Linked DNA regions of Homo sapiens: regions 1, 2, 3 and 4 are each linked to region 5. The links are chromatin contacts, found by Hi-C or POLR2A ChIA-PET in ENCODE. All regions are on one chromosome and are shown on one strand. Each heading gives the region's core, a stretch centred on a gene start or an enhancer-like site at or near the end of the contact. The rest is flanking DNA. Distances are from core to core; before and after follow the strand shown. Region 1 has its middle 76 kb from the start of LINC02098. Region 2 overlaps LOC124902787 (a long non-coding RNA gene). Region 3 holds the start of LINC02098 (long intergenic non-protein coding RNA 2098). Region 4 has its middle 53 kb from the start of LINC02098. Region 5 has its middle 36 kb from the start of KCNJ1.

Region 1 (3,385 bases), core at 40-2,539, 550 kb after region 5:
GGAAAGGAAGGTCTCAAAGAACAGCTAAGTCAACACCTGAATGACTAGATAGAGGCAACCATGTGATAAGAGATCACAAGAAATGCTCTAGCATTGGGGGATAAAAGGAAAAGAGGCATCAAGGATAACTTCTAAACTTTTGGCTCAAACAACTGCAGGTCCTGTTTACAGAGATGAGAAAGACTACAGAGGAGCAGATTTGAAGTGGGTGAGGGTGAGGATTGGCATTATAGAAAATCAGGAATTCTCTTTTGCCACATGAAGATGTCAAATGCTGGTCCTGGAAATGGTTCTAGGCACAAAGAGAGCATAGATGAAGGCCAAAGGGTTTTAAGGTCAGAGTATTAAGAGTAAAGAACCTTAGCTTGCAATATGAATCATAAATGTCATTCTTGTTCAATGTCTTGAGGTTGTTACAGATGCGGGCAGGATGCCAGTTGAGAAGAAAAATCCAAAACTAAAACAATAAACTTGAATTGAAATTGCAAGGAACAAGGGTTGAATGTCCTGATGACATCCTAAAGGCTAGTGGATAATGGATAATTGGGAAAGGGATATGGAGGTAGACTCCATATATAGTAGCAGTTGATAGAAATTAAATATATTTCCTTAACAATATTTACAATATTTGGCAATTGAGCAAAGTGCTTGTTAGCACAGGTACATACAAAAATCAAATGTAGGGAGTGAGACACCTTACAATAGGTGAAAGTATTAAATACAGTAACTATGGAGGCAGAGTATTAAGGGATTGATCCAAGATTTTACAACCTAAGAGAGTGGCAGAGAGGGACCTCAGAAGATCCAGCTTGAAGCTTGCAATTCGCACACGTTCAACCTAAGATTTCTTCTTTTTTGCACTGCTTGTGTGTGTGTGTTTGTGTGTGTGTGTTTGTGTGTGTGTTTCCAGCACAGCTTTTGGCTACTATTTCTCTAAGCAAACATGTGATTCTAATGAAATTTGCTGAATTTCAAGCAGCCACACGTGTATGAAAGCTGCCCAAGTTGGATATTTGTGGAATGCTGATTTTCCATACATATCAACATTTGGTAATTATCATCAGAACTATTCATGCAAGTTTAAAAGTGGAAATAAAATTAAGAGAGATTCAATAAGGACCTCAGATGACCTACTGGGCAACCCTCCGAGGTAATCAGTCCTTCAATGAGTGGATAACCATCCTGTCCTATGTAGTTAGGCATTCTCTTTAGTTCAGCCTCTCCTGGAAATCTTAACAGAAACATCTGCCATTTCCTCTTAAAACCCCACACATAGAGTGGGGTGGCACCTCGCTAACTGATGAGCTACAAGCAAGTTGTAATAAGTATGTTTCTAAATTGACATAAATTGGTGTTTGTATTCTTTTCTAATTTTGTAAGTTTCCCAAGGCCTGCTTCTTTCTGTTTTGTTTTGCTTTTTCTGTCTCAAAGGCTTAGCATATAGGTTTTGAATAAGAATACCACTGGCATAGTCTATTAGTTATTGATTGCTATGGGACAGATTACCCCTAATTACCTTAGCTGTTGAATGAAAACAACAAACACTTCTTCTCCGTGGGTTTCCTTGGGTCAGGAATCTGGAATTGGCTTAGCCTCATCGTTCAGACATAGGGTCTTGTCAAAAGGTTGCGACTAAAATGTTAGCCAGGGTTGCAGTCATTTCAAGGCTCAACTCAGAGAGCATCCACTTCCAAGCTCACACACGTGGCTGTTAGCAGCCCTCAACTGCATGCCAAGTGGGCAGGGTAGCTGGCTTCCCCCAAACTGAAGTGATCTAAGAGAGTTTTGAGAGAGAACCTAAGACTGAAGGCATGGTTTTCTTATAACCAAATATTGCAAGTGATTTCCTATCATTGGTACAGTAGTCTATTCATTAGAAGCAAGTCCCTAAGTCCTCCCAACACTGAAGGGAGGGGAAGTACACGGGGTATGATTATCAGAAGGTAGGGGCCATTGGGGACCGTCTCGCAGATTGACTCCCACACATGAGGAGTCATATGAGGCTCGTGTTGCAGATGGGAAACTGATACTCTGTCAGGAGTTTAATTTACCCAAATCCATGCCTCTCAGAAATGGAGCAAAAATCAATGTGTCAATGTAAGCAAAATTTGGATCAGCCTGATTCCAAAAATCTGTGTTTTTCCTAGCACATTTAGCTGCGATATAGTATTATTATGTTGATAGTCACACAAAAACTTGTACCTGAACTGTTAAAATAATTTAATATGGTTGTAAAAATGGCTTAGCAAGCTGCTTCTCCAGAACTTTATTTATCCAATTAAGATCTGCCAAAGACTTACTCTATGGCCATACACCGTATCACCACTGCCAATCAAAGGAGATTAAAAAAAAAAGTCCATGCCTTAAAGGAATTCAACATTTAATGTGGAAAACAAACTTATAAGTAGATAATAACAATATAAAATGATTAATAGAACACAGAACTATAGAATCCAGAGAAGGTGGAGAGTATCTGTTTTAAGTTGCAGAGGAATGTGACATTTGCTACAGGGAGATGGGTCTCAATAGATGAGTAAAAGACAGGGAGGACAGATTGGGGTGACTGATACTACAGAAAGAGAGAAAAATAAGCTGAAAAATATATTTTCAGGGTAGCTTAGCAGTTTAAAAGCATGGGTTGTTTTAGAACCACTCCTTATTAACTATGTAAGCTTGGGGAGGTTTTCAACCTTCTGTGCCTCAGCTTTCCCATCTGTAAAATGGAGTACAAGAGTAAAGTCCACCTCATGGTATTACTGTAAAGATAAATAAGAACATAAAATGCTTAGAATGGTGCTTAAGCCCTCAAAAGTATTAGCTATCATGACCTGAAAGGATATGAGCTTTTGGCATGGTACTTTGGAAGACATATAAGACAGATAATTGATCTCTGATTATGGAATTTTTTAAGTGCCTTACAGGACTTTTGTTACAGATTTTAGACTAACCAGATATAGAAATCTCTCTGACTCTGTTCCAAAGCTATGGCATTGCCAGATTTTTTAAAGTTTTAAATATATAATGTAACTGGCCTTATAAGCAAAAGTGGACAATTCCATGTTGAGAAGAACAAATCCATTGTGACAGTGATGGGAGGAAGCTGGTGCTACACAGCCAAGGGGAAAAGCCAGATGGACTGCATACCACTAAGGGCCAGAGTGAAAACCCCCATCCGGAAAGAAAGCTGAAGCACAGATCTCTCATGTGGCAGGAATTCTGAATCTGGCTCTCTGAATAAAACCAGGAGAAGGTAAAACATTGGCTTGTCTGTAAACTGAGATTGAAATATCTTTAAGACCTGGGCTGAAAGCTTAGCTGAGATGCAAGCCACCCATTCCAGACCACAGATGGAAATAGAACCACTCATGGGAAATCAGAATCTGTT
Region 2 (3,256 bases), core at 614-3,113, 510 kb after region 5:
GGGCAACCATCACCATCATCCATCTTTTATCTTCCCAAATGGAAACTATGTAGCCATTGAATGATAACACTCCGTTCTGTCTTGGCAGCCATCATTCTACTTTCTGTCTCTATGGATTTGACTCTGTTAGGTACCTCATATAGATGAAATCATGCAATATTTGCCCTTTTGTATCTGGCTTGTCTCACTTAACGTAGTGTCTTCAAGGTTCATTTATATTGCAGCATGTGTCAGAATTTCATTCCTTTGTAAGTCTCAATAATATTCAATTGCATGTATATACCACGTTTTCTTTCTTCATTTGTGTGTTGATGGATATGTGTATTGTTTCTACCTATTGACTATTGTGAACAATGCAGCTATGAACCTGGGTTTGCAAATATCTGTTCAAGTCCCTGCTTTCAATTCACTTGGTTAAATACCCAAAAGCGCAACGTTAATTTCATACACAATTGTGGAACATTACTATTCACTTAATTTTCGCATACTATTCACTTACTATTTACAGACTTTATTCAGATTTCACCAATTTTTCCACTAAAATTTAATCTTAAAATAAGCACTCCAGGAGATTCTGGTTCACAGATCAATGTTTTATAAACATTATTTTTTAAATGACAGATTGTGTCCAGGAAGCAGTGCCATATGTTGGAAAGTTGACCTAGGACTGAGGTTCTGTACACTGAATCTGGAACAGGTTCGAAAGCAGCCAGTGGAGATTCACTGCCTTCCACTGGGCCTAGTTTTCTCCATCTTTCAAAGAGAATGGTTTGAGAATTATCTGGAGTCTTCTAGAGAAAAGAAGCTCTAGAATGTAAAGTTGTTCTCTAGGTAAAAGCTTTCCAGACAGCTGCTGACAAAAGAGAAACTGGCTAGCACTTCTGAACTCTCTTAATAATTATATTATTATTAATTTGCATAAAAGAAGCAAGATTTCAACTAAATGGCAATGGTTCTAGGATTCTTTCACAGTAGTGTTAATTCCTTATATAAGGAGCATGGGAGTATTTTTCTGTAAGAATCAGCCTGACAGAGCCCTATAGAACTGAGCCTCTGAAGACGTGCACTGACCAGCACAGGGAAGAAGAGTTAAAGATCTCTAAACATGTGAAACGGCATTATTAATACTGCTCCAGGCATATGGTATGTTTCAGGAACCCTTTTAAGTTAGTCTTCTCATGTGGAAGATTTGGGAGCAAATGCGAAATGAACCCATGGGAACATCTTTATGACGCTGCTTTGGATGCAGCACTGAAGTGTGCCTTTCATGGTAGAAGGATGTGAAACCATAAACGGGAGACTGAAGATACTCCAAGGAAGCATTAAAACAAGGAAGCAGGCAGGGCACGGTGGCTCACGTCTGTGATCCCAGCACTTTGGGAGGCCAAGGCAGGCGGATCACGAGGTCAGGAGTTCGAGACTAGCCTGACCAACATGGTGAAACCCCATCTCTACTAAAAATACAAAAATTAGCCAGGCATGGTGGCACACACCTGTAATCCCAGCTACTCAAGAGGCTGAGGCAGGAGAATTGCTTGAACCCGAGAGGTGGAGATTGCAGTGAGCCGAGATGACACCACTGCACTCTAGCCTGGGTGACAGAGCGAGACTCTGTCTCAATGAAAAAAAAAAAAAAAAGAAGAGAAAAAAATAAGGAAGCAACGGTAATTCAAAGAGAGGGGAGGGCCTGGGCTGAAATCTGGTTTGGATTCTATTAATCTCAGTGACTTGGGAAAAGCCCTAGAGGGCCCTTAACAAAGGGAGAGGCAGTCATGACCTCGGCACCAGCATCTTGGCATCTTTTCAGAGAGGTGTCAAATCCTGGGGACCCCCTTGTGGTAGCCCTGACTCAGAAGGAAACATACCAGCTACTATAGTACATCATCGCATACCACTTCCTGAAGGGCTTTGGGTTTTCCCTAGAAGGCTATATTGCTATGTGCAGGTCCTGCCAGGAACAAGCTTGAGCTCAATAGCTAAAGGGGGGAGCGGGGGAAGAAGCAGAGCAGAACGTACACCTTTTGTGGTGTGTTTACTACATATACATACAGACTTGCCCCCACTCACAGTTTATTATCTGTGCCTTATAATCCATATATGGAAGATAGGCATGGAAGTAGAGAAAAACAAAATGGACCTTTAGAAGGAAGAGGGAAATAAATCAGTCAACGGCCTAGGTCAGCCTTTCCCAACTTTGTGAGCTTTGAAATAGCAGATATTATGCAAAGGCAGAATTCTACAGTCGGATAAGTTTAGGAAAGATTGGATAAAACAAATTCGAACAGTATGAAGATTTCTTAAAGAACTAAAGGAAGAATTACCATTTGATCCAGCAATCCCACTGCTGGGTATCTACCCAGAAGAAAAGAAGTCATTATGTGAAAAAGACACTTGCACATTTGTGTTTATAGCAGCACAATTTGCAATTGCAAAAATATGGAACCAGCCCACCAACAAATGAGTGGATACAGAAAATGTAATACATATGTGTGTGTGTGTGTGTGTGTATACCATGGAATACTACTCAGCCATAAAAAGGAACAACATAATGGCATCCACAGCAATCTAGATGGAGTTGGAGATCATTATTCTAAGTGAAGTAATACAAGAATGAAAAAACAAACATTGTATACTCTTACTTATAAGTGGGAGCTAAGTTATGAGGACACAAAGGCATAAGAATAATATAATGGACTTTGGGGACTCAGGGAGAAGGGTGGGAAGGGGGTGAGGAATAAAAGTCTAACATTGGGTACAGTGTACACTGCTCAGGTGACAGGGGCGCCAAAATCTCAGAAATCAACAATAAAGAATCTATCCATGTAAAAACCATCTGTTCCCCAAAAGCTATTGAAATAAAAATAAACAAATACATAAATATAAACATTTATTATTAGATCTCTTAGAATTGTTAATATACTGATGGAATTGTACATTTATTTTCTCACATTTATGTCATTAAACAAATGTTTTTAAAATCATCGTGCAGTAGAACTCTGTGGAGCACCCTTTGGGAAACACTGAGCTACTTGCTTGAGCAGTACCACTTCCTGAGCTTCTTGGCAGGCAAGAAAATTAGAGAAACATGATGGGCTATTGTTTTTTAACCAGATATAAGCCTATCATTTTTTTTTAGATTCTAAGTTGTAAATAAATTTTTGGATTAGTTATGTACTGCAAAGAGTCATTGAACCACATAATGACACACAATAAACTATCTCTTTAAAAATGGTTTAATTATACATGTAGAATAATT
Region 3 (3,494 bases), core at 601-3,100, 620 kb after region 5:
CGAGCCAGTTTAGGTGGATTCCATTCAGCACCCAGTTCAACAGACAACACAAGACTGATTCAAACCCTGGCTCTCCCACCTAAATAAATGTTACAAAATCAACACACATTCACTTTACAATAATTTGATTTGCATTTTTAATTCAGTCACCAGTTGTCTACATTGGACAATGTGGAAAAGAAAAGTTGACTTGCTTATTACTGTCGGCTTATGCTGGCAGGAGGGTTAATCTTTGCCCAGAAAGTGTACATGTCACAGCTGAGTCAGTCTATCTGTCTAGAACACTCCTCAACACTTACGCTGTTACTTGTCTGAAGAAGTCTGTTTTTCATCCTCTGTTTTGATGAATGCCCATATTTTTACTCAAACTTGAGCCTTTTTTCAACCAGTAAAAATAAACCTTCTTGTCCTAAATAAAAAAGACCACCTCAAAAGGTGGTTCAAAAGGCATCTTGGAAATCAAGTAGCACTTACGCAGCATGATTTGCTTGTATTACTGTAAGTGACAATGACTCAAAATCATATGGATTAAATTTTCTTACAAATAAATACAGGGTCACTAATATAGAGTTTGGTTTGTATTTTGCCAATACTACAGCAACTTAATAAGGAGTCGTAGCCTTTCTTGAACCAGAAGGATCTGCTGTTCAACAGTAGAAAGTAAAATGGATCACAAATATGTAATGTTCCAATAGATATCAAGGCATTCTAAAGTCTTTTTTAAAATTAGGCTAGCTGTTGATTTTGGTTATAGTTAAAAATTTGCAAATGCTGTAATTTTTAAGTTAACATAAACAAATACTATTGTGGTTAATTAAAACATTTCTTTTTTCATTAAAAGGCATTGCCAGTAATGAAACTAGGGACAAATATTTAAGACGAAAAGGGACAAGGAGCAAGTCACTGACAAAGCAAAACAAGAATTGAAAATTTCTTCTTCCAAGCCCCTTACTCATTTTTTGCCTTCCAACTTCATCTAGTGATTAAAGATAACATAATATTAACAGTAACACATAAGATGAAAATAGTACTAAATGCAATAATGCAACCTTAACTAAATGTAAAAAAGTAACTTAATATCCATGCTTAGAAATGGATTACTTAATGATTCAATAGTTGGACTCGTCCAGCTAACATATAGGCAAAATATGGTTCTAAACTGGAGAAATTATTATCTGAAGACAATTGATAAGATCCTCCTTTTTTCAGCCATGTCACCAGTTATATGTAAATAACTATAGGGTATATTGAATAATTCAACTTCATCTGGATAATGCTGGACAAAACTCTAGAGAGGAATTGTAAAAATCAAATGTTTTTATTTTTATAATTTTGACTCAAAGCCAAGTCTTACAGGATTTTGCTTGGAATTATATTCTTTTATTTGCAAGCAAAGAGTTCCCTAGGCTTTTAGATTGGCAGAGCTAGTAAAATACTGTTCATCTGAGGCTGTTGAATCTTAGCATTCTAAAAAGTTCCAGTCTACTACTGCTGCTAAACTTAACCTCAGGTGAGCCACACCACTGAGGCATGAGGTTCACTATTCTTTCCAGTGTATGAAGTGAAAGTTCCTTCTGCCTGTGGTTTGACGAACACACTCAGACAGGATCAACCTGAGTAAGGCCAGTTCTTTAGCTTTTCATTGCTTTGCCAATTACTACTTTAGTGCTTACCAGGTATTCAGGTACAGCGTGAGGTCCAAGCAATATTTTTAGTTCCAGGGAACTCAAAGTCTGGTAGTGCAGAGAAATGTTGAAATAAATAATTATGGTCAAATATGAATCTATAATAGAAGTAGACATAGAGTGCTGTGGTCTTTCAGAATTCCGAATGACTAGTTTTTTGAGGTTGGAGTTGGGGCGAGGCTGTATCAATTGTCTAGTACGGTGTAACAAATCATTCCAAAAAAGAACCTTCAAACAAAAGGTATTGTTCATGATTTTGCTCTGGGATCTGGGCTCAGCCACACAGCTCTTCTGTTGGCATCTCTTGGGATTACTCATGGTGTTTTGGCTGCAGCCAGAGGATCCAAGAAAGTTTCCTTCACATACTTGGCAGTAACATCGAATTTGCAGCTGAGTGTCTTGGCTCTCTTCCATGTGGCTTTTCCAGCATATTGACCCAGGTTTTTAATATGGGGGCAGCAGCTTTCCAAGAGAGTGAGAACAAAAACTGCAAGGCCTCTTGAGTGAGACTGGACAGTCACACAGTGCCACCTCTACTGCATTCAACTGGTGAGAACAATTAACTGGGCCATTCCAGAATCAAGAATGGGGAAAACTGTCTCCACCTCCTAATGCGAGGAGCTGAAAGAAGTGGCCATTCTAAACCACAGGGGTTAGTTAGGGAATATGTCAAAGCAACCACTTTTGAACTGGGCCCTAAAAGATTTGTGTGTGTTTTCTGTGCTTGAATGTGTGTGTGTGTGTGTGTATGTATGTGTGTGTTGGGACAAGGGATATTCCAGGAATGGCAGAGGGAACATTCCAAACTTAGTGATTAGCAGGAACAATGGGTGGTGCAATATTTGTGAAACTGCAAGTAAATGTACGTGGATGAATATAGAATGCATCATATCCTCTGGGGTAAGGGTAACCTGAAGAAGAATGATGGTGAAAGGAGTAAGAAAAAAAATAGGTCTAGAGAGGCAGGTTGGGCAAATATTGTGAAAGAGTTTATGTGAGCGACTCAGTGATGTGGAATTTATCCTGTAGGCACTGGGCAACCAGGAATCATTTTCACAAGTTTCAGGACTTTCAGGGAAGGCACTGACTAAACGTTTGTCACATAAATACAACCAAGTTAGTGACAGAATTTGATTTGCCATCCTTGAAAAACATTGGATAAGATTAAGAAGACCTTATAATTCTCCAGCTGACCTCTGTGTCTTCTTCCATCTGGGTCCCTGAACTACCAGTAGTAGCCCTCAATCTAATGGTGGCTTCCAAAGTGTTTCAAGTAGCGATCTAACTAGGGAAGGATGAAGACTAGAAAAGATCTTGAACAGGATACTTGGCTTTACACAACTGGTGTGCTTATTTGGAGTAGGTCTGGAGGTCTGCTCAAGATTAACAGTGGGGGTGCCAAGAAACAACACGTTGGCACCAAGACTGAGGAGCCCTCTTCTCCCAAGCTGCTCACCCCTGTGGTAATGTAGGTCAACAGTTGAAAGTTAATGTTGATGTTGATTATTGAATGAAAGAAACTTTTCCTTAGCTTAAAAAAAAACTTTCAAAGTAATTATAGACTCAGAGTGTTGTGCAAAAGAGTACCTAGGAACCCCTGCACCATTCACCCAGCTTCCCCCAAGCATGACATCATATTATAATGGTAGTACAACATCAAACAAGGAAATTGACATTGGTACATTGCTGTTAACTGGACTATAGATCTTATTTAGTTTTCAGTACTTTTACATGTATTCATGCATGTGTGTATGTATGTAGTTCTATGCAATTTGTCCGATATACAGATTCATATAATCATTATCACAT
Region 4 (3,512 bases), core at 879-3,378, 570 kb after region 5:
ATGGCCCCGGCTTTCCTGCAGCAATTGAGCCCATTTCTGGATACACCAAGGGTGTTCCTCTGCCTACCTTGTTCTGTGTTCTTCATCTACCATCCCTGCAGACATAGCCAGAGTGGGATTCCCCAGGGCAGAACCTGACAATGTGCTTCTCATCAGTTAAAACTCGTGCAACGGCTTCTTTTCCGTCTCTCTCCTTCCCCATTCTCTACTCATGTTTTCTCTGACTTGGCACTTTCATGCATAAAACACTGTAATGGTAAGCTCAAGCTTAGTATACCAAATCTGTTTCTAAGAAGTGTTGAAGCTCAGTTGGGTGGGTTTATAAGCGCTTTGTGAAAATCCAAATCTTGGGGCTTAGAATGTATTCATTCTGTCTGAAGAGAGTTCATTTACCCCTTCTTCCCTTTTTCTCTGTCATTAGCCTTCCTTCCTCTAGCCCAGCCCCCCTCCCTATGTCCTGTTTCTCTTCACCACCTCTGCCCCCACTACTCTGCATACACAGAGATAGAAAAGGATGATTGTATTCACATGGCCAGCAGAGTCTGTTATTTCTACCGTGCGAAAGTCAGGAGTGAGCGATTAGAGTCCAGCAGATCAGAGGATGCACAGAGAGAAGACGGTGACGGACTCATATTTCTGGGCCATGGAAGTGGGAGATGGAGAATAAGAGGCATAGCACAGCAGATAGGAGACAGTTTTGGTTTGGATTTAGGTCAGGATTTAGGCATTTCCCACAAATGGGAAAGGGAAGACATTCTAACAAAAAGGATTCATTTAGATCAGGATGTGATCTTTTGGGTTGAGAATCAAAGGAGTCAAACTGTAGTGGCTGCCTGAAGGGATAAAGGGAGATGGAAATAAAAGCACTTTACTAATTCCTGCCACTGAAATGTGGTATTACTGTTTTTTCCCCATTGAGCTCCTGTTTATTTCCTCTCAGGTGAACCTCTTGTGCTACCTCTTATCCAATGATTGTCAGCTTCTTCAGGCTGGAAGTGTCATGTCAATCAGAAATAAATGGGGGTGGATGAAAGAAGAATTTGAAGCAGAGCTGTCTTAAGCTTTACTCACGCCGGACAATGTCCGAATCACTATGATTTTTTTTCAGAAGAGGAAATCTCAGTAATAAGTGGAAAAGGTACAGCAGTATTAAACAGGAAGGTTTCTTGTCATCTTTTCTAATGAGTTTCTTTGATCACTGGCTATGCTCTTCCCCGCTAAAACCTGCTACTCTGAAGGAACATGAGCTGTTGCATTTACCTCCTTGTTGTCCCATGGCTTCAGGGCCTGCAGTGGATGGAGCTGACTTCATTTCTTTCTTCTCAATGCTAGGGATGATTTCTATTATGTACTTCTTGTGAAGTCTTATGCCCTGATGGAGATCATGTATTTTCAGAAGTCGTCTGGGAACATAATTCCATATCCTACTGATGTTGCTGATACGAACAGAAGGCAAGGGAGATACTGGGTAGAAGAGGGCAGTTCCCCAGCAAAGCCTCAAGCCTGGAAACCTACGGCCCTAAATGGGAACAGGCATTCCTGTTTCTGCACCCAAACGTTGCCTTTTGGCCTGCCACGCCCCCCATCCTGTACCCATATAAACTCCAAACCCCAGGCTCCATGAGCAGAAGAGCAGAGGAATAGAAGAGTGGCAAGGCAAAGAAGGAGAGAAGAGAAGAAGCATCTGAATATCAAGAGGAGTTCAGCTGGGGGCAGTTGGAGAGAAGATCAGCCGCAGGCTGGCTGAACTCCAGGTGAAGATCTCATCTTCCCACTCCATTCCCTTTCATCCCGCTGAGAGCCACCTCCATCTGGCAATAAAATTCCCAGCATTTACCATCCTTCAATTTGTCTGTGTGACCTGATTTTTCCTGGATGCCAGACAAGAACCTGGCTACCAAGAGGGCACTGAGCTGGTTAACGTTTAAGCTGTCTGTGGATGTCAGAGCTAAAAGGAGCACTGCAACAAGCCCATCAAGGTTTCAGGAGTTGCAGGTACTCTCCCCAGACGCTACTGTGGGGCTGGAGCCCAAAAGTGCTCATCCCGGCTCCTGCGCCTGCCTGTCTGAATGGTCCCCCTCCTGTAAGCGGTTTGAGCATGTGGTGGCCAAACAGATAAGCCACACCCCTCTAGAACTTCCTGTGAGGGGGGTCAGGGAACTCTCCCATCTCATTGCTTCTGGTTAAGATCTTCCATATGTAATTTGAATTCTACATTTTCGGAGTAAGCTCAGATCATGTTAATTTTGCTTTTGCTCTAGAATATTTTCTGTTTCCTATTTATGTGAGGAAACATTATAGCAGAATGTCCACATTCTAGACCTAAAGTATCTCCTAGCTGGTATGCCACAGTGGCTCATTTTCAAGGAGCTGAGTTACAGATAGGAAAAATATTGCCTGACTATTACACCTTTCTCGAAAAAGCTAAGCATACCCTTCCTGGCCCTGTTTTTGTGGGAATGCAGCAGCTCATATGAATATCATTAGAAAAAGAATAAACTCTCTCTACATCCCTTTCACTCTCATGGCATTAAGCAAGATCAGGCCTTGATTATAAGGCACGTGGGCTTTTGTCCAAGGAGCAAATTAAATAAGTGACCTTTTCAAGGAAAAAGAGGAATACTGTAGTACTCAATGATATCATAGTTTCTGAGAGCAGCCTGAGATCAAAAGTAAAGGCGGATTTTGAGGAAAAAATGATGCAATGAATGTGTGAATAAAAGTAGTCAGAAATTTGATCTAAGGTTTCAGATAGTAAATCAAAATAATTTATTTGAGTCTCTACATGATCTCTCTCTCTCTCTTTCTCTTCTGTTGGAATTAGATACTTGGATTTCATTAGTTATTTTATTTTCTTGTTTACTCTGTGGCCTTTCCCTGTAGCAGGAACACTCAAGCTATTCAAAGGAGAAGAAGCCAAATAAATCAAATTCTTTAAGTCACAGCTTAGAGATACTTGCTGGTTCCTGTAGACCTTGAATCTCCAGAAAGATCTGGGATAATTTAAATGTGAGAGTAAGAGAGATTTAGAACTTTGCAACCATAAAACTTATATTTGACTGAAGATATGGGCCAGTGGATACAACTTCCTGAGGAATATAAATATGCCAAATATGCAAAAGAATATTTGATCACCCATGACTGGAGGAAAGCTACTAAGTGACTCTGCCAGGCCATACTGTTGACTTATTTGTAAAAGGAGGAGGCTGAAAATATGAAAGACACCTTTAGAAGTAAGTGAGAGCCAAGAAAATACAACAAGAGAGGAACGTATTCTCATCCACTGACTCCCATAGCACACAGACTTTGGAGTCAAAGGGTTGAGGGCTGTGTGACCTTCTCATAGTTGTTAACTGTTCTGAGCCTTCGCTAACATGATTGAGAATGAAAATCATCATAGACTGGTTTCAGTGTATTGTTGGTGCCCCAAAGCAACAGAATTCTGGGTGTACACAGGCTGCTAGATGTGCCCAAGTGTGAGCGTGCTGGAAGTTAGAAAGCTGATGAAACAT
Region 5 (3,382 bases), core at 211-2,710:
ACAGATTAGAGAATTAGAGGCAGAAACTAACTTTTGAGGGAGGCAGAGAAAGTGTCGTCATTTCCATTTTTCAGGATGGGAAACTGAGTCTCAGAGACCCTATGACTTGCCCAGGTCATGTAGCTGTGAAGTGGGGAAGCAGGGGTCAGAAGCCAGGGTGCCTGCCTGCTAGTTAGCCCAGCGTTCTTTCCTGTGCCTCTCCCCTTTCCTGGAGCCACCCACAAACTTTGTGCCTGGCAGTCACTGTTCCTGAAGGAAAATGCACCTGGAAGGTGGTAGCCAGGATCAGAAAGGCAGGTGAGTCTGGGAATGGATAAAGCCCTGCACCCTTGCACTGCTTCTTTTGGGAACACAGAGGCCACGTGTATCTACAGTTGCACTTAGCATCTGAGGAAGCTGGGAAGCCCTCACTGGAAGGGAAGACACGGAGGCACCTTCATCTACACCAACAAAGTGAAAGTAAGCAATCACTAATGAGTGGGCTGTTGAGGCCACCAGCAAAGTTGTTTTTAGTTGAACTAAAAATGGCAAGTAGAGACCACAATTATCCCTATGGTTATCTCAGTTCCCCACATCAATGGCCAGATGCAACCTGAACCTGTGATAGCCTCGGAAAAACACAGCCTGATGAAGCATAAAAGAAAAAAGTAGGCAAGGAAGGAGGAGGGATGAAGGCAAGAAATAAGGTGCAAGGTTCAGGGGCTTTGAAGACAGACAGATTTGGGTCAAATCCCAGATTTCCCACTTATTGGCTGTGTTTAGCTTGAACAAATTCTTAGCCTTTCTGAGTCTTTTTTCCAGTTGTGAACAACAATAATACCTACCTTAAAGGGATAGTGTACAGATATAGTATGAAATAATATTTAACAAAACACTATGTAAAGAACCTAGCACTGTGTCTGATATAGGCTCCCAATAAGCGGTAGTTTGAGTGATGATGATTATTCTGCCGATGATGGGCAAGGCCAAGGCAGGGTGGGTCTGGCTGATGAGCGGGGGTCCCATGCTGTGCCCTCGTTTCCTCTGTCCTGGGCCTCATCGTTTCCCAGCCTACATTCCTGGCCTTGCTTTCCATTTCCAGGCTTGATTTTAACCTGAGACACAGTAGCTCACCTTCCTCCCTGTGCCTGCCTCCGAGGTGAACTCACAGAATCCTAGAAGCTTAGCGGTGAGAGGGACCTAGGCAAAGCCTGACCCTACCCTGTTATTTCATAAGTGGAGAAACTTAGGGTCCCTAAGTTTCTGCAGGGGGGCCTGTTCAAGAGGAATAATGTGTCTTACCCAGCTTCAGAAAGAGTCGATTGCTGACCCATCCTGTGCTTCAGATTTCCCCCTGGGTGGAAGTGAAGACAGGGGAGGGTAGGGGTCGAGGGGGGATCCTACTAGAATGGGCAATCCTGAACTAACCTGCACTTTGTTGGCGAGGTGTGCTTTGGCCAGCAGGTGGCGCCATATACTTCCAGATCGCAAAAGTGAAACTGACCTGGTTGAAAAGTAGTCTGCCTCTGACGGTTAAGAGGGCTTGGCTATACCCAGAAAGCTCTTAATAATGCTTAGAATATTTAACAGAGATATATAAAATATTGGGCCTTCTAGTCATTGCTGGGGTGATAAAATGACCGTGAAAGACATAAAAAAATTTAAATTGTGATTTAAATATAGAAGTTTATCATTCTAGAGAGATTAGACTGGCTCGAAGAGGAAGTTGTTACCATGTGTTAGAGTCTATGAGATTCCATGTGCTTTACATTTTCCTGACAATAAAGCTGACATAATACCATGACTCCCATTTTACAGATGAGAAGTCTGAGGCCCAGAGAGGTTAAGATGCATGCTCATGGTCCATACACGGCTAGTCAGGGCAGAGCTGCTATGTATCTATATATTCAACATTTATACAGGGTTTATTATGAGCAGACATTATTTTAAGTGCTTTATAAGTATCTACTCATTTAATCCCAGTAACAACTGTAGATAGCAGAACAGGCACTTTTGAAAGCACAGGTTAGTCTGGGTCAAAATTCATGGGCTTTCCCAGGAACAGGCCAGCTCCTGTCTCCCGGAGGCCTGAGTCCAAATTCTTTTTCAGTTGCTTTCATATGAATTTGGTAACTCGCTTACCCTCTCTGAGTTGTGGGTTTCTCATTCGTAAGCTGATGATAATGAAACCAACCCCATGTGGCTGTTGAGAAGATCAATTAGTAGAACACATGACACAGAATTAACCACAAAGTCATATTCCTTGTTAAGGGATTATTTTTACCACAGACACCTAATAGATGAATTCACATAAACGCATGTTTGTTGCAGGATTATGTGTAGGGGTGAAAAGCCTAAGTGTACTATGACAGGGAAATCAGTTAATGCAGTGTGAAATGCTACGCTATTTTTTTTTTTTTTGAGATGGAATCTCCCTCCTGTCGCCCAGGCTGGAGAGCAGTGACGCGATCTCAGCTCACTGCAACCTCCACCTCCCGGGTTCAAGTGATTCTCCTGCCTCAGCCTCCTGAGTAGCTGGGATTACAGGCATGCGCCAACACTCTTGGCTAATTTTTTGCATTTTTAGTAGAGATGGTGTTTCACCATGTTGGTCAGGCTGGTCTCAAACTCCTGACCTCGTGATCCATCCGCCTCGGTCTCCCAAAGTGCTGGGATTACAGGCGTGAGCCACCGCGCCCAGCCTGCTATTTTAAACAAATATTTGGGCACTGAACAATGTCCTACAGACACATTTAGAAAATAAAATACACTAGGAGCTCCATGGAGCTCATATTCTTGGGGCAGCTGACAGGGCACACCAATGTCAGAGGGGAGAATTGGCACAAGGCATCCTTACCTAGTGTGAGGCACCGAGGAGAGAGAGCTTCTCTGAGAAAAAGACATGGAAGTGAAATGTGAAGCAAAAGGAAGAGTTAGTCAAATGATGGGTGGAGGGGAGTCCAGGAAGAGGAAATGTGTCCAAGGTTCAGGATGTGAGAGCACAACACTCCATACACCACATCTTAAAAATAAGGAATGATTTTAGACAATGTCCTCAAAACATCAAATGAAAGAAGTGTGTACCAGAAATTATAAACATTTTTTTAGCTAAAAAAGGTTTTAAGTGTGAAATGTTTTTTAAAATGTAGAATTTTGTTGCATATATATGTGCATATACGTGTACCCAAAAAGACTCAGAAGTAAACATAAATGCATTCTTTCACTTATTCACTCACTCTATCATTCACTCATCAAATGTGTTTTGAGAGCCTGTGGCACTGGGGCCTGCTGAGGCCCCTGGGATAGAACAACAAAGACAGTCCAGGGCCCACCTTCATGGACTGACTTCCTAGAGGAGGGAGACAGAAAATAAGCAATGCATGCATACATTTAAAATAATTTC

Evidence for each region. Hi-C counts contacts between places; a loop is a spot of excess contacts on that map. ChIA-PET counts read pairs that join two places held with the same protein, here RNA polymerase II (POLR2A). Pooled maps may share reads with other maps.
Region 1: a loop to region 5 is called in a map of CD8-positive, alpha-beta T cell, with 4 times the contacts of the local background. The contact joins two enhancer-like sites. A Hi-C loop is called at or near these places in 77 of 168 maps with a recorded cell type or tissue (A673, B cell, CD4-positive, alpha-beta T cell and 47 more), 37 of 37 single-sample maps with no recorded cell type and 49 of 50 pooled maps. POLR2A ChIA-PET finds 5 or more read pairs at or near these places in 4 of 52 experiments (CD4-positive, alpha-beta T cell, CD4-positive, alpha-beta memory T cell, activated CD4-positive, alpha-beta T cell and 1 more).
Region 2: a loop to region 5 is called in a pooled map, with 5 times the contacts of the local background. The contact joins two enhancer-like sites. A Hi-C loop is called at or near these places in 1 of 37 single-sample maps with no recorded cell type and 6 of 50 pooled maps. POLR2A ChIA-PET finds 5 or more read pairs at or near these places in 4 of 52 experiments (CD8-positive, alpha-beta memory T cell, T-cell, activated CD4-positive, alpha-beta T cell and 1 more).
Region 3: a loop to region 5 is called in a pooled map, with 1.9 times the contacts of the local background. The contact joins the promoter of LINC02098 here to the enhancer-like site in region 5. A Hi-C loop is called at or near these places in 1 of 168 maps with a recorded cell type or tissue (naive thymus-derived CD4-positive, alpha-beta T cell) and 7 of 50 pooled maps. POLR2A ChIA-PET finds 5 or more read pairs at or near these places in 2 of 52 experiments (activated T-cell and naive thymus-derived CD4-positive, alpha-beta T cell).
Region 4: a loop to region 5 is called in a map of transverse colon, with 2.5 times the contacts of the local background. The contact joins two enhancer-like sites. A Hi-C loop is called at or near these places in 2 of 168 maps with a recorded cell type or tissue (GM23248 and transverse colon). POLR2A ChIA-PET finds 5 or more read pairs at or near these places in 1 of 52 experiments (OCI-LY7).

Annotation. Positions count from the first base shown.
Region 1 is chr11:128,283,400-128,286,784 of GRCh38, reverse strand. No RefSeq gene overlaps it. Among named protein-coding and RNA genes, the nearest start is that of LINC02098, 76 kb to the right of the region's middle. Within about 2 kb of position 1,289, at least 2 of the 41 ENCODE cell types and tissues checked have a DNase peak (open chromatin) inside an H3K27ac peak, as active enhancers do; they include CD8-positive, alpha-beta T cell and natural killer cell, where a contact is called at or near this core.
Region 2 is chr11:128,317,663-128,320,918 of GRCh38, reverse strand. The region is part of intron 1 of LOC124902787 (a long non-coding RNA gene); the gene reads left to right. Among named protein-coding and RNA genes, the nearest start is that of LINC02098, 110 kb to the right of the region's middle. Within about 2 kb of position 1,863, at least 4 of the 41 ENCODE cell types and tissues checked have a DNase peak (open chromatin) inside an H3K27ac peak, as active enhancers do.
Region 3 is chr11:128,207,122-128,210,615 of GRCh38, reverse strand. LINC02098 (long intergenic non-protein coding RNA 2098) reads right to left here and starts at 1,850. Exons shown (of 4, transcript NR_146647.1): 1 at 1,674-1,850. RefSeq lists an enhancer at 1-269.
Region 4 is chr11:128,259,652-128,263,163 of GRCh38, reverse strand. No RefSeq gene overlaps it. Among named protein-coding and RNA genes, the nearest start is that of LINC02098, 53 kb to the right of the region's middle. Within about 2 kb of position 2,128, at least 2 of the 41 ENCODE cell types and tissues checked have a DNase peak (open chromatin) inside an H3K27ac peak, as active enhancers do.
Region 5 is chr11:128,829,414-128,832,795 of GRCh38, reverse strand. No RefSeq gene overlaps it. Among named protein-coding and RNA genes, the nearest start is that of KCNJ1, 36 kb to the left of the region's middle. Within about 2 kb of position 1,460, at least 14 of the 41 ENCODE cell types and tissues checked have a DNase peak (open chromatin) inside an H3K27ac peak, as active enhancers do; they include CD8-positive, alpha-beta T cell and natural killer cell, where a contact is called at or near this core.